Regions from separate parts of the Homo sapiens genome. Here region 1 is linked to region 2. The links are chromatin loops, found by intact Hi-C in ENCODE. Cell type or tissue: HepG2. All regions are shown on one strand. Each heading gives the region's core, and the rest is flanking DNA. Links, peaks and the distances in the headings are about the cores only.

Evidence for each region. A loop is a pair of places that touch in the nucleus more often than their neighbours do. Peaks named below come from ENCODE experiments on the same cell type or tissue, not always from the same donor. Only the 100,000 strongest peaks of a DNase experiment are listed, where the experiment ranks them.
Region 1: a loop joins it to region 2, with 6 times the contacts of the local background. A loop is called at or near these places in 14 of 110 quality-filtered maps.

The regions. Positions count from the first base shown.
Region 1 is chr16:81,258,334-81,264,570 of GRCh38, reverse strand. It overlaps BCO1 (beta-carotene oxygenase 1), which reads right to left. Exons shown (of 11, transcript NM_017429.3): 3 at 4,766-4,895; 4 at 2,288-2,435. Among named protein-coding and RNA genes, the nearest start is that of BCO1, 23 kb to the right of the region's middle. In HepG2, for the core only: CTCF peaks have their summits at 897 (motif pointing left) and 3,325 (motif pointing left); a DNase peak (open chromatin) is centred at 3,330; H3K27me3 peaks cover 373 bases.
Region 2 is chr16:81,735,409-81,741,645 of GRCh38, reverse strand. LOC105369213 (a long non-coding RNA gene) reads right to left here and starts at 2,605. Exons shown (of 4, transcript NR_189584.1): 1 at 2,210-2,605; 2 at 1,267-1,386. It also overlaps a transcript of PLCG2 not described here. RefSeq lists enhancers at 2,710-2,759, 2,321-3,103, 3,330-3,389, 4,294-5,226. In HepG2, for the core only: a CTCF peak has its summit at 3,468 (motif pointing right); DNase peaks (open chromatin) are centred at 1,265 and 3,505; H3K4me3 peaks cover 363 bases; H3K27me3 peaks cover 467 bases.

The DNA of each region.
Region 1 (6,237 bases), core at 832-4,831, 480 kb after region 2:
TGGTTTTTCAAAGGAGAAAGGTTGAAGTCCTATGAAAACGTGACTGATTCTAGGTTCAGAGAGATGAGGGATATTTTTGCACTCTGTTGATCTGAAAACGATACAGAATTTGCTTTTAAAGAAGACTTTCACTCTTGTGACCTTATACAACCTCACATGGGGATTTGAGGGACTCAGACAGCTAATAGGTTGCAGGGGAGTTAGGGAGCTGGTGTGCTTCTGTGGCTATCGTTCCAATCCTGTTGCCTGACCTTGCTGGAATCCTCAACATGGAAACAAGATTCCTCACTGCAGAAAGCTCTGAGCAATGACCTGGGCAGAGAGGTAGCCTTCGAGCTAATCTTGGCCACAGTTCTGTCATTCTGGCTTAAATTCTGCCCTTTTGCATTGCACAGAAGCATAAATCTCTAGGCCTCTCTTAGACGATTATTCTGGGAATGGAGAGGTTACAAAAACATTTGGTCAAAGTGAAGTTTGATCAACGAGCTGAATAATGACCCTCACTCTGCAGTCCACAGCTGCAGAATGATGGAGTGGCCGCAGACCAACCGTCTGCGCTTCCTCCCCTAGAAAAACACAACCTCCAGCCCAGAGTCAGATAACTCCTTTCTCTTCCAGCATTTCCTCTCTGTAGCCCTGTGGAAAGCATCATCAGTTGGACCGATGCCGTCTAGCTTAAAAGGAGCTGGACATAATTTCACAGCTAAGAAAAGCCTCATCTCTTTAACAGATCGTTAAAACGTATTGCAGAGACATCGGAATTTTGAACAGCCAGCTGGAGAAAATTGAAAGTGGGTCTATTGATTCCCACCAAAATGTTGACTTGATTCTTCCCAGGAAAGGTATGTGCTTGGGCACTGATTTTTGTGCCCTAGCTTTTTGCCTAATGCCTCCCTCTTCAGGTCAATAGAAGGTAGGATTGCTGAGAATCGCAGGCATTTCAACAGTCATTCATTCAAATTCTCAGTGAACTCCCTCAGTGCCAAGAATTATGAACAGAGTTATGGGTTGAATTGTGTCTTGCAAAAAAGATAGGTTGAAGTCCTCACCTTGGGTACCTGTGAATGTGACCTTACTTGGAAATAAGGTCTTTATAGATGTCATTAAGTTAAGATGAGGTCATACTGCACTGGGGTGGGCCCTAATGCAATGACTTGTGTCTCTATAAAAGGCAGAACATGGTTGGGTGCAATGGCTCACGCCTGTAATCATGAGGGCCAATCATGAGGTCAGGAGATCAAGACCAGCCTGGCTAACACGGTGAAACCCCATCTGTACCAAAAATACAAAAAATTAGTGAAGTGTGGTGGCACGTGCCTGTAGTCCCAGCTACTCAGGAGGCTGAGGCAGAAGAATCGCTTGAACCCAGGAGGCGGAGGTTGCAGTGAGCTGAGATCGCACCACTGCACTCCAGTCTGGGCGACAGAGCAAGACACTTTTTCAAAAAAAAAAAAAAAAAAAAGGCAGAACATTTGGACACATAGCCCCATAAGGAGAGGCAGTGTGAAGACTGAGGCAGAGGCTGGAGGGATGCATCTACAAGCTGAGGAACACCAGGGGTTGCCGGCAACCGCTAGAAGCCAGGAAGGGGCCAGGGAGGACCCTCCTCTAGAGTCTTCAGAGAGAGCATGGCCGGGCTGACACCTTGGTTTCAGACTTTTAACCTCCAGAACTGTGAGAGAGTAAATTTCTGTTTTTTTATTTGTTTGTCTTGTTTTTTTTTTTTTTTTTTTTGTTTTTGTTTGAGACAGAGTCTCACTCTGTCATGCAGGCTGGAGTGCAGTGGTGCAATCTGGGCTCACTGCAACCTCCCCCTCCTGAGTTCAAGCGATTCTCCTGCCTCAGCCTCAGAGTAGCTGGGATTACAGGCACATGCCACCACGCCTGGCTAATTTTTGTATTTTTGGTAGAGATGGGGTTTCACCATGTTGGCCAGGCTGGTCTCAAACTCCTGACCTCAGGTGATCTGCCCACCTTGACCTCCCAAAGTGCTGGAATTACAGGTGTAGGTCACCACACCCAGCCAATTTCTGTTGTTTAAAGCAATCTTTTTTGTAGGACTTGGTTACATCAGCCCCAGGAAACTGATACAGACACGAAGATAAAAACAACACAGTCCCTGCCTAGCATCTAGCAGTAAGTGTGGCGCTAGGGCACGGGATCCAACGGTGTTAGAGGAGGGGCTCCCCTGGTAAGCTGCTTGCAGGCTGAGCAACCTCACCCCGGCCGTCGCCGACTCTCCCTTTCTTGAGTCAGGAAGTGATGCTGGTTACATATGTGTTGATACCTTCTCCAGGGTTTCCAGAGTCTGTGGGTTGATTTTCCTGATGTAATTGGTCTCTGAGGTCGCGTAGAAGTCTTCTCCGCACTTCATGATGTTGATCAGGCAGTTGTCGGTGAAATCGGGGATGGTGTGAGACAAGTAGGAGAAAGCTCTGGGGAGAAAAGCAAATCAACAGAGTCAGTGGCTATGTCCACCCAGCCAGAGAAGTCTATCCTTGATGGCTTTAGTTTTCCTACCACTTAAAAATGCTTTACTTCGGCCGGGTGCCTGTAATCCCAGCACTGTGGGAGGCCGAGGCAGGTGGATCACGAGGTCAGGAGATTGAGACCATCCTGGCCAACACGGTGAAACCCCGTCTGTACTAAAAAATACAAAAAATCAGCCGGGCGTGGTGGCAGGCGCCTGTAGTCCCAGCTACTCGGGAGGCTGAGGCAGGAGAATGGCGTGAACCCGGGAGGCGGAGCTTGCAGTGAACCGAGATGGCGCCACTACACTCCAGCCTGGGCGAAAGAGCGAGACTCTGTCTCAAAGAAAAAAAAAAAATGCTTTACTTCAACTAAGGAAGAAAAAGCAACTGGGTCCCAATGGGTCACCTGAGGAATCCTAAGAACTCAGACACCCCAAAGACACCTCCACGTTGAGTTAGCTAAGAAATGAGTCGGCCGGAATGCCATGGTCACCAGCTGATCCTCCTGGGCTCCCCAAAACCCAAAGGTCTCTAACATCAGAGCCAGCAAGACATACTGTTCCAAAGTATGTCAAGAAGCTCTACGGAAATCGTATATGAACCCGTAACGGCTCCCAAAGCCTAACAACGTAGCTGATATCTGCTTTGCCAGGAATGTGAGTCCACACTGGTTATCTCGAATTTATCCAGGAAATTAGTTTTTAATTTAAAAAGGAAAACAAACTAATTATGAGTTAAGAACACATAGCTCATTTGATCAGAAGGTATACTCAAAGCAAGAAGAAAGAAAAACCAGAGGGGTTTATGGGTGATGAAATTGGCAAATCCTGTATCGGTGTATTGGGGAGTGCTCCTCCTACTGGCAAACACTGGAACAAAAAGGAGGCTTGGTTCCAGGACCTCCAGGTCGTGGTTTCAAATTCGTGATCCTGCTATCTCCCCTACCAGGTAAGTATGGTGGTTTTAAATTCCTTTGCTCTTTCCTCCTCCTTTCTCACTGGCTCCTACTCCACACCTCCTATTTGCAAATGTGAATTCAGTGCTTGCTCTGAGCTAGCCCTAGAGCTGGATACTGGAATGGGAGAGATGACTTCAGTTCTCAAAAAAGCAGAAGCAATCTTCCATCTCTGGGCCAGTCCACCCTTCAACTCTTTCATAACTCTTCTACATCTAGAGAGTTTCAGAAAGAAGATACTGATGGCAGGCCTGATTCCCTGGCCAAGAATTTAACTGTCAGATATGTAACACATTCATATGGATACTAATCCAGATGATTTAAAATGTATACAGTGGCCAGGCGCAGTGGCTCATGCCTGTAATCCTAGCACTTTGGGATGCCAAGGTGGGTGGATCACCTAAGATCAGGAGTTCAAGACCAGCCTGATCAACATGGTGAAACCCCGTCTCTACTGAAAATATAAAAATTAGCCGGGCGTGGTGGTGGGTGCCTGTAATCCCAGCTACTTGGGAGGCTGAGGCAGGAGAATCACTTGAACCTGGGGGGCAGAGGTTGCGGTGAACTGAGATTGCGCCATTGCACTCCAGCTTGGACAAGAAGAGTGAAACTCCATCTTAAATAAATAAATAAATGAATAAAATGAAATGAAATGAAATAAAATATATACAGCAAAAAATCTCTCCCTCTCCTCAACATCCATCTGCCCCTGTGCATCCTTTCCTAGTTTCTTTATGCATGTACAAGCAAAATTTAATTTAGATTTCTTACTGCTTTTTCACACAAAGTACAGCTTATAACATGCTCTTTCTACACCTTCCTTTTTTTTTTTTTTTCCACTTAGTCTATCTTGGAAAAGCTTCTGTAGAGTGCAAAGAGAACATCCTCATTCCTTTTTACTTCTACATGGCATTTTCTCGTACAGTTTTACTGTTACGGATTTAACCAGTCCTCTTTTAATGAACATTTGGGTTGTTTTCAGCTACTTGTTATAACAAATGATGCAGCCATAAATGACAAATACCTGGTGCATGTGTCATTTTCTATGCAAGTAAGCAGATCTCTAGGCTGAAGGGAATACGCATTTATAATTTTGACAGATGATTCCAAATCGCTTTCCCACCAGCCATGTGGGAGGGCTTCTAATAATTTGTCAAATGCTCTTAGTCTCTCTGGCAATCAGTGATCAAGAACTGTGTAGCACCTCTGGTTAAAGGGCAGTCATGTGGAGTTTTCATCTACCCTAAAGAGAATTGTCAGAGGAGCAAATGCTGGTTATTTCAGCCATCAAGGATAGCAAAAAGCATGAAATTTGCTCAGATTTAAAATAGGCAGTTACTTGGAAAATATGTTTTTGCAGGGGTCCGGATAGGCCATTGTTCCAAACTCAGACACCACAATCCTGTTTGCCTCAATATTGGTGTTGTAGGTATCGCTTCTCAGGTATTTGCTCCTGTAATAGACTTCACCTGCAAGAGAAGAACCAGCATAATCTCAGGCTGACGCCTTCACAGGGCTTTAAAATCAATGTCAGTCCTTGTATGGGTTTTACTGGGAGAAGAAGGTGGTTATTTCACTAGGACAAGCTCCTTTAGTACACAGGGCCGATACAATTCGCATTTTAAATATAATTTTATTTATTATTATTATTTTTTTGAGTTTTGCTCTTGTTGCCCAGGCTGGAATATAATGGTGCGATCTCGGCTCACTGCAACCTCCGCCTCCTGGGTTCAAGTGATTCTCCTGACTCAGCCTCCTGAGTGGCTAGGATTATAGGCATGCGCCACCACGACCAGCAAATTTTTGTATTTTTAGTAGAGATGGGGTTTCACCACGTTGGCCAGGCTAGTCTTGAACTCCTGACCTCAGGTGATCCACCCGCCTCAGCCTCCCAAAGTGCTGAAATTACAAGCGTGAGCCACCATGCCCGGCCTGGAATATAATTTTAGACACACATTTTCTCACTCCTGACTCACAACAGTATGGCTGGATAAGTATGTGTTACGGTTTGAATGTTTTGTTCCTTGCAAATCTCATGTTGAAGCCTGTGATGTTGCAGGTGGGCCTAGGAGGAGGTGTCTGGGTGATGGGGGTGGGTCCCTCATGAATGGCTTAGTGTTGTTCTGGTGATGAGTGAGTTCTCACTCTATTAGTTCATGCAACATCTGGTTGTTTAAAAGATCCCTCCCTCCTCTCTCTCTCTCTCTTTCACCATGTGACATGCCTGCTCCCCCTTTGCCTTCTGCCATGAGCCAAAGCTTTTTGAGGCCCTCGCCAGAAACCAAACAGATGCTGGTGGCTTGCTTCCTGTACAGCCTGCAGAACCGTGAGCCAAATAAACCTCTTTTCTTTATAAATTACCCGGTCTTGGGTATTCCTTTATAGCAATGCAAAATGTGATAATGCAAAATATGTCAATGCAAAATATGTCTGTTCTTAGCTCCATTTTCCATAGGAAGGAACTCAGGCTCAGAAACATTCTTTCACCTTGCCCAGGGTCACCCATCTGAGAGTGCTGACCAGAATCAGTCATCCCTTCCACCCTGTTTGTGTCCCTCCAGGGAAGGAGCAGAGCTGGAGGACTAATCTAGAAGGCTGCATATGTGGGGTGGTTTTCCCCAGGGCCCCGTTCAGTCCTGGGAGCGCTGCCTCCAGAAGCCCAGTTGATCACTTCAGTCTCCCTGGAGTAACGTTTGATATTGAACACAACCAGGAGGTGACCTGATGCCCAATCCTGCATAGCAATAGAGGGTCAGACCTGTGTTCAATGTCTAATTCATCCAAATTCTGCAGAGAGTCTAACTCATGGCA
Region 2 (6,237 bases), core at 1,213-5,212:
TAGAGACAGGGTTTCACCATGTTGGCCAGGCTGGTCTTGAACTCCTGGCCTCAACTGATCTGCCCGCCTTGGCCTCCCAAAGGGCTGGGATCAAAGGTGTGAGCCACCACGTCTGGCCTGATCATTACATATTTTATATGTGTATCAAAATGTCACTCTGTAACCCATAAATATGTACAAATTGGGGAAAATCCAAAGGGCAAAAATTTTTGACGGAAAAAAAATCTTCCTCCTGCAAGTAATAAGCCATATGATATAGTGGATGCTTTGGAACCAGACTGGGTTCAAATAGAAGCGATTCTACTTCCTGGCTGTGTGAGCTTGAACAAGTCACTTTACCTCTCTGAGCTATAGTTTCCTCATCTGTAAAATACAACTAAAATAACCTCAAAGCCCCAGCACAATACCTGGCACACAGCAGGTATTTAATACAAGTTTGTTTGTTTCCTCTTATAAGCGAGCTCTAATCACATCAGACCTGGAGGACCCACCTCCCTGAGAGTGGGCCAGTGTCTCGGTGTGAGGCTGGGCCTGGATGTCGGGGCAGCAGGTGGATCAAAACAAAGGCCAAGAGCGCTGGTCTATGGAGGAAGGGGACTGCCTTGGGGGAACCCCTCTTGCTCTATGGGGCACAGAGGGTGCATGGATTAGAACTCTATTCAAACTTGCTTAAGCAAACTGGGAGATTCACTGTCTCACATCTGTGGGAATTCCAGGGAGGATTCTGCCTGGCAGGCAAGGTGAATCCAGGGACTCAAGAGAACCCTCAATGGGTTGGTTTCATTCTTTTTAAGCCCCATGTGCTAGGGATGCTGACCACAGCCCCAGGCCTCTGCACCCACAGTGGGAAGAGGAAGCTTTGGTTGTGTTTTGGTTTGGTTTCGGTTTTTTTTTTTTTTTTTTTTTTTTTTTTTTTTTTTTGAGATGGAGTCTGGCTCTGTTGCCTAAGCTGGAGTGCACTGGCACTATCTCAACTCAGTGCAACCTATGCCTCCCAAGTTCTCCTGCCTCAGCCTCCTGGGTAGCTGGGATTGCAGGCACATACCACCACACCCGGCTAATTTTTTGTACTTTTATTAGAGATGGGGTTTCACCCAGGCTGGTCTCAAACTCCCGACTTCAGGCGATCTGCCTGCTTGGGACTCCAAAGTGCTGGGATTACAGGTGTGAGCCACTGCACCTGGCCAGGGAAAAGGAAGCTTTACTCCCAGAGCCTCTGCACGCCAGCCCCAGGGATGTGCTCATTTGCTGGGGTCACGTGCTCACCCTTGACCCTGTGACTGGTCGAAGCACTGGGATGCAGTCATTGGCTGTGCCTACGTCACATACTCTGTAGGGGAGGGCAGGGTTGGTACCTGTGGTCGACAGCCCCACTGAACCAGCTTCCTAAGGAAGACAGTAAATGTCACTAGAAGAAAAGTAAACCTTACTACCTGCGTACCTGCCACACACTGGTTTTCTTCTTTTCTTTTTGTTTCTTTTCTTTCTTTTTTTTTTTTTTTTTTTTGGAGACAGAGTCTTGCTTTGTTACCCAGGCTGGTATGCACTGGCGCTGTCTCAGCTCACTGCAACCCCCACCTCCCAGGCTCAAGTGATTCTCCTGCCTCAGCCTCCCGAGTAACTGTGATTGCAGGCATGGGCCACCACACACAGCTAATTTTTGTACTTTTAGTAGAGACAGGGTTTCACTATCTTGGCCAGGCTGGTTTCAAATTCCTGACCTCAAGTGATCCACCTGCCTTGGCCTCCCAAAGCGCTGGGATTACAGGCATGTGCCACTGTGCCCGGCCCCACACACTGTTCTGAGCACTTACTAATTCATTTCATTCTTCTAACAACCCTACGGAGTAGGTGTCATTTCATCATGCCCATTTCATGGATTAAGAATGGAGGCACAGGGTGTTTAAGTACCTTGCCCAAGGTCACAGTTGGTGAGAGGCGGAGCCAGGATTCAGCCCCAGGCCGTCTGGCTCCAAGTCCACGTGCTTAACCACCATGCCACATTGTCTCTCCTCATCCCACAAAAGCAACAATCTGTCCTTTTAGGGGCAGCCGCAGGAGAAGGGGTCCCAGCCCTTCCCTGGAGGAGTACGGGGGAGCAGCTGGACCTCAGGTGACCCATCCTCAGCACAAAGCCTGTCTTCAGTGCCCTCTGTCTGGAAAATACTGGGGGCTCCCAGAGAATGTACCAGAAATAGAGGCCACTTACCAGGCTCCACTCGAGCGGAAAATGCCGTGGCCTGAAGACTCAGATACTCACCAACCTTGCCACTGCCACAAGCGCAAGTTGGCTGTGTGACTGCAGACCCGCCACTGTTGCTCTCTGGGCCTATTTCTTCCGCTTGCACGTAAGCAGATAGAGGCTTAATCCCCTGTGCCCAAGGGCCCTGGGGTCTCGCTGGGGAGAAGCTAGGGGTGAACTAATACCCCAGGCTGTGGTCGACCACCAGCTTCTCTGGTCTCAACAGCCGCAGGTGCTGGGAGAACAAAAATCCCCCCTGCCCCCACCCAGACACTGAGTACCAGTGGCTCTTGGGCCCCTGGAGGGAGAAGGCCCGACGGCGGCCCCAGCTTCCTCCTGCACAGCACTCTCTAGTTCACGCTTATCACTCCTGGGCCTGCCTGTCCCACTCCCGCAAGACGGCACCCCTCCCCCTGCCAGGCTGGGGCAAGTTCCGCCCCTGCCACAACTTCCCCATCTGCCGCCTTAGCCCCCAGCCTGGTGTGAGTTCTTGAAACAGGTGTCAAAAACTCACAAGGGCACTGGCTAGTGCCAGCTGGAGTGATTTTGTCCCTCAGGAAGGGTTTCCAGATTTAGGAAATAAAAATGCAGTCTTTGGACATAATTATACAAAAACATTATGTGCTTATCTGAAATTCAAATTTTCAAAGTTAAATTCAAATTTAACTATTTTATTTGGCAATCCTGCACTCAGGGGACATTGCCCCTATCTGGAGACAGTTTTTGATTATCCCAGCTCAGGGATGCTACTGGCATCTAGGAGGTCAAGGCCAGGGAAGCTGTTCAGCACCCTACAGTGCACGGACGGTCCCCACCAAGTGATCTGGCCCCTAATGGCAATTATGCTGAGGGTACGAAACCTCCCCGCGGTGGCCTCCCCAGCCCTAACACGCATGCTTGCCTGCCATCTCAGGAACTTGACAGAGGAAACCGTGGTGATCCTTGCGTGAAAGTCAGGGAAACTGAGGCACGGGCGAACTGTCTTATTCAAGGTCACACAGTGCAGTCTTTCCTTCTCTAATAAACTCGTCGGTTCTTCTAAACACAGAGGCACGCAAGGCCAGCCAGGAAATACAGGTGGGGAGAGGGGTCAGACAAGAGCCTTCAGGGTCCCCAGACCCCCGGGAGTGGGGTCCTTTGGGGCTGGGTAAGCCAGCCCTGGAGAGGAAGAGGAACCATGCTGACAGGCGTCACTACCCGACTGTTGTCAATTGTGCCACCAGGAGGCAGCAGAGACTGGGAAATAATTCTGCACACCTTGCCCTCCCCCGCGCTGCAAGGAACTCAATTCCTGGCTAGCCCCACCTCTCCCCCAGCCCAGAATCTGATGCAGCTGCTCTAGGACAGGCGCCAGCCATCCGCATTGTTTAAAACAGCTCTCAGGTGATTCTATTGTGCAGAGAGGATTTGCGAAATGCTGGACTTATGCCTTGGTTTTTTCTTTCTTTTCTTTTTTATGTAACAGAGTCTCACTCTGTCGCCCAGACTGGAGTGCAGTGACGCGATCTCGGCTCACCGCAACCTCTGCCTCCTGGGTTCAAGCAATTCTTGTGCCTCAGCCTCCTGAGTAGCTGGGATTACAGGTGCCCACCACTACACCTGGCTAATTTTTTGTATTTTTAGTAGAGACGGGGTTTCGCCATGTTGGCCAAGCTGGTCTCCAACTCCTGACCTCAAAGTGATCCACCCGCTTTGGCCTCCCAAAGTGCTGGGATTACAGGCATGAGCCACCGTGCCATCCAGGCTTTGGTTTTCATCACTGATTGCACAGCAGCACCACCAGGACACTTTAAAAACCCACCGCTGTGGATTTTTAAAGTCTATCCACAGGTGCATGGATAAAGAAATGTGGTCTAGACAGACAACAGAATATTAGTCAACTGTAAAAGAAATAAAACTCTGACACATGGCCAGGCGCGGTGGCTCATGCCTGTAATCCCAGCACTTTGGGAGGCCAACGCAGGCGGATCACCTGAAGTCAGGAGTTGGAGACCAACCTGGCCAACATGGTGAAACCCCGTCTCTAGTAAAAATACAAAAATTAGCTGGGCGTCGTGGTGCACACCTGTAATTCCAGCTACTCAGGAGGCTGAGGCAGGAGAATCACTTGAACCTGGGAGGCGGAGGTTGTAGTGAGCCGAGATTGCGCCACTGCACTCCCGTGGGCAACAGAGCAAGACTCCATCTCAAAGAAACAAACAAACAAAAAACAAAACAAAAAAAATTGACACACGGTACAATATGGATAAACCTCAGAGATATTGTGCTAAGTGAAGTAAACCAGACACAGAAGGACAAATACTGTAGTTTCTGCAAACAGGAGACTCCTAGAGTAGTCGGATTCATAGAGGCAGAAAGCAGGACGGTGGCTGCCAGGGGCTGCAGGAGGAGGCGGAAATGGGGAACTTGTGTTTAATGGGCCCAGAGTTTCCCTTTGGGAAGATGAAAGTGTACTGAGGGGGATGGTTGCATGGCAGTGTGAATGTACAGAGTGCCACTGAATGGGACACTCAAAAATTGTTAAAATGGGCCAGGCACAGTGGCTCACACCTATGATCCCAGCACTTTGGGAGACTGAGGTGGATGGATCACCTGAGCTCAGGAGTTCCAGACCAGCCTGCGCAACATGGAGAAACCTCATCTCTACCAAAAATACAAAAAAATTAGCCAGGTGTGGTGGCGGGCACCTGTGGTCCCAGCTACTCGGGAGGGTGAAGTAGGAGGATTGCTTAAGCCTGGGAGGCGAAGGTTGCAGTGAGCTGAAATTGCGCCACTGCACTCCAACCTGGGTGACAGAGTGAGACCCTGTCTTGAAAATAAATAAATAAATAAATAGTTAAAATGGTAACTTTTATGTTATATTTTTATTATAATTTTAAAAAGCAGAACATATATGCTGGGTTTCACAATTAAAGCTTAAAATCATTCCACAAAACAAAAGCACAGATGCCAATGTCCAAGTCACTCCCCAGACTAATAAGAATGTCAAGGTTGATTCCCCAAAACTGATATTTTCTTAGTGTCCCAGAGGAATTTAACATGAAGTTACTGTTGAGAATCCCTGGTTTAAAATCATTCTAAGATTTCAGCACCCTGGAAGAATTATTGCTGCTCTAGCCATTTATCTCTTGTGATGGTATTAAACTGTGCCCACACATTCTTTCATACTCCTCCTTCAAGAGGTAGAAACTAATCGGGCATATTGGCTCACGGCTGTAATCCAACACTTTGGGAGGTCGAGGCAGGAGGATCCCTTGAGCTCAAGAGTTTGAGACCTCTCTCTCTCTCTCTACTAAAAATACCAAAAATTAGTTGGACATGGTGGTATGTTCCTGTAGTCCCAGCTTCTTGGGAGGCTGAGGCAGCAGGATCGCTTAAGCCCAGGAGGTCAAGGCTGCAGTGAGCTATGACTGCGCCACCGCACTTCAGCCTGAGCAACAGAGTGAGACCCTGTCTTAAAAAAAAAACACAAAGAGGTGGAAATTACTTCCTTTCCCCTTGAGTTTGGGTGGAACTTTGTGACTTGCTTCTAACAGGTAAAAAAAAAAAAAAGGAAAAACCAGAAGTAATGGTGTAAGACCCGGAGACAAGGTCATCAGAGGCACTTTGGCTTCCATCTTGGTCTTTCTCTTTCTCTCTAGAATCACTGACCTTGAATACAGCCAGCTGCCATCATGAGGGCACTCACATAGCCTACAGAGAGGCCAGTGTAATGAGAAACCAAGGCCTCCTGTTAATAGCTGTGCAAGGGATCCATCATTAAGTGGATCCTCCAGCCCCAGGCGAGCTGTCATATGAAACTGCAGACCAAGCCACCATCCTGCAGCAGCCGTGTGAGAGGCCCTGAGCCAGAACAACCCAGCTAGGCAATCCCAAATTCCTGAGCCAGAGACATAGTGAGATAATAAATATTTTCTGCTTTAAGCCACAAATTTTAAAATGATTTGTTAAATAGCAATAAACAACTAATATATATCCATCCATGAGTCACTCAA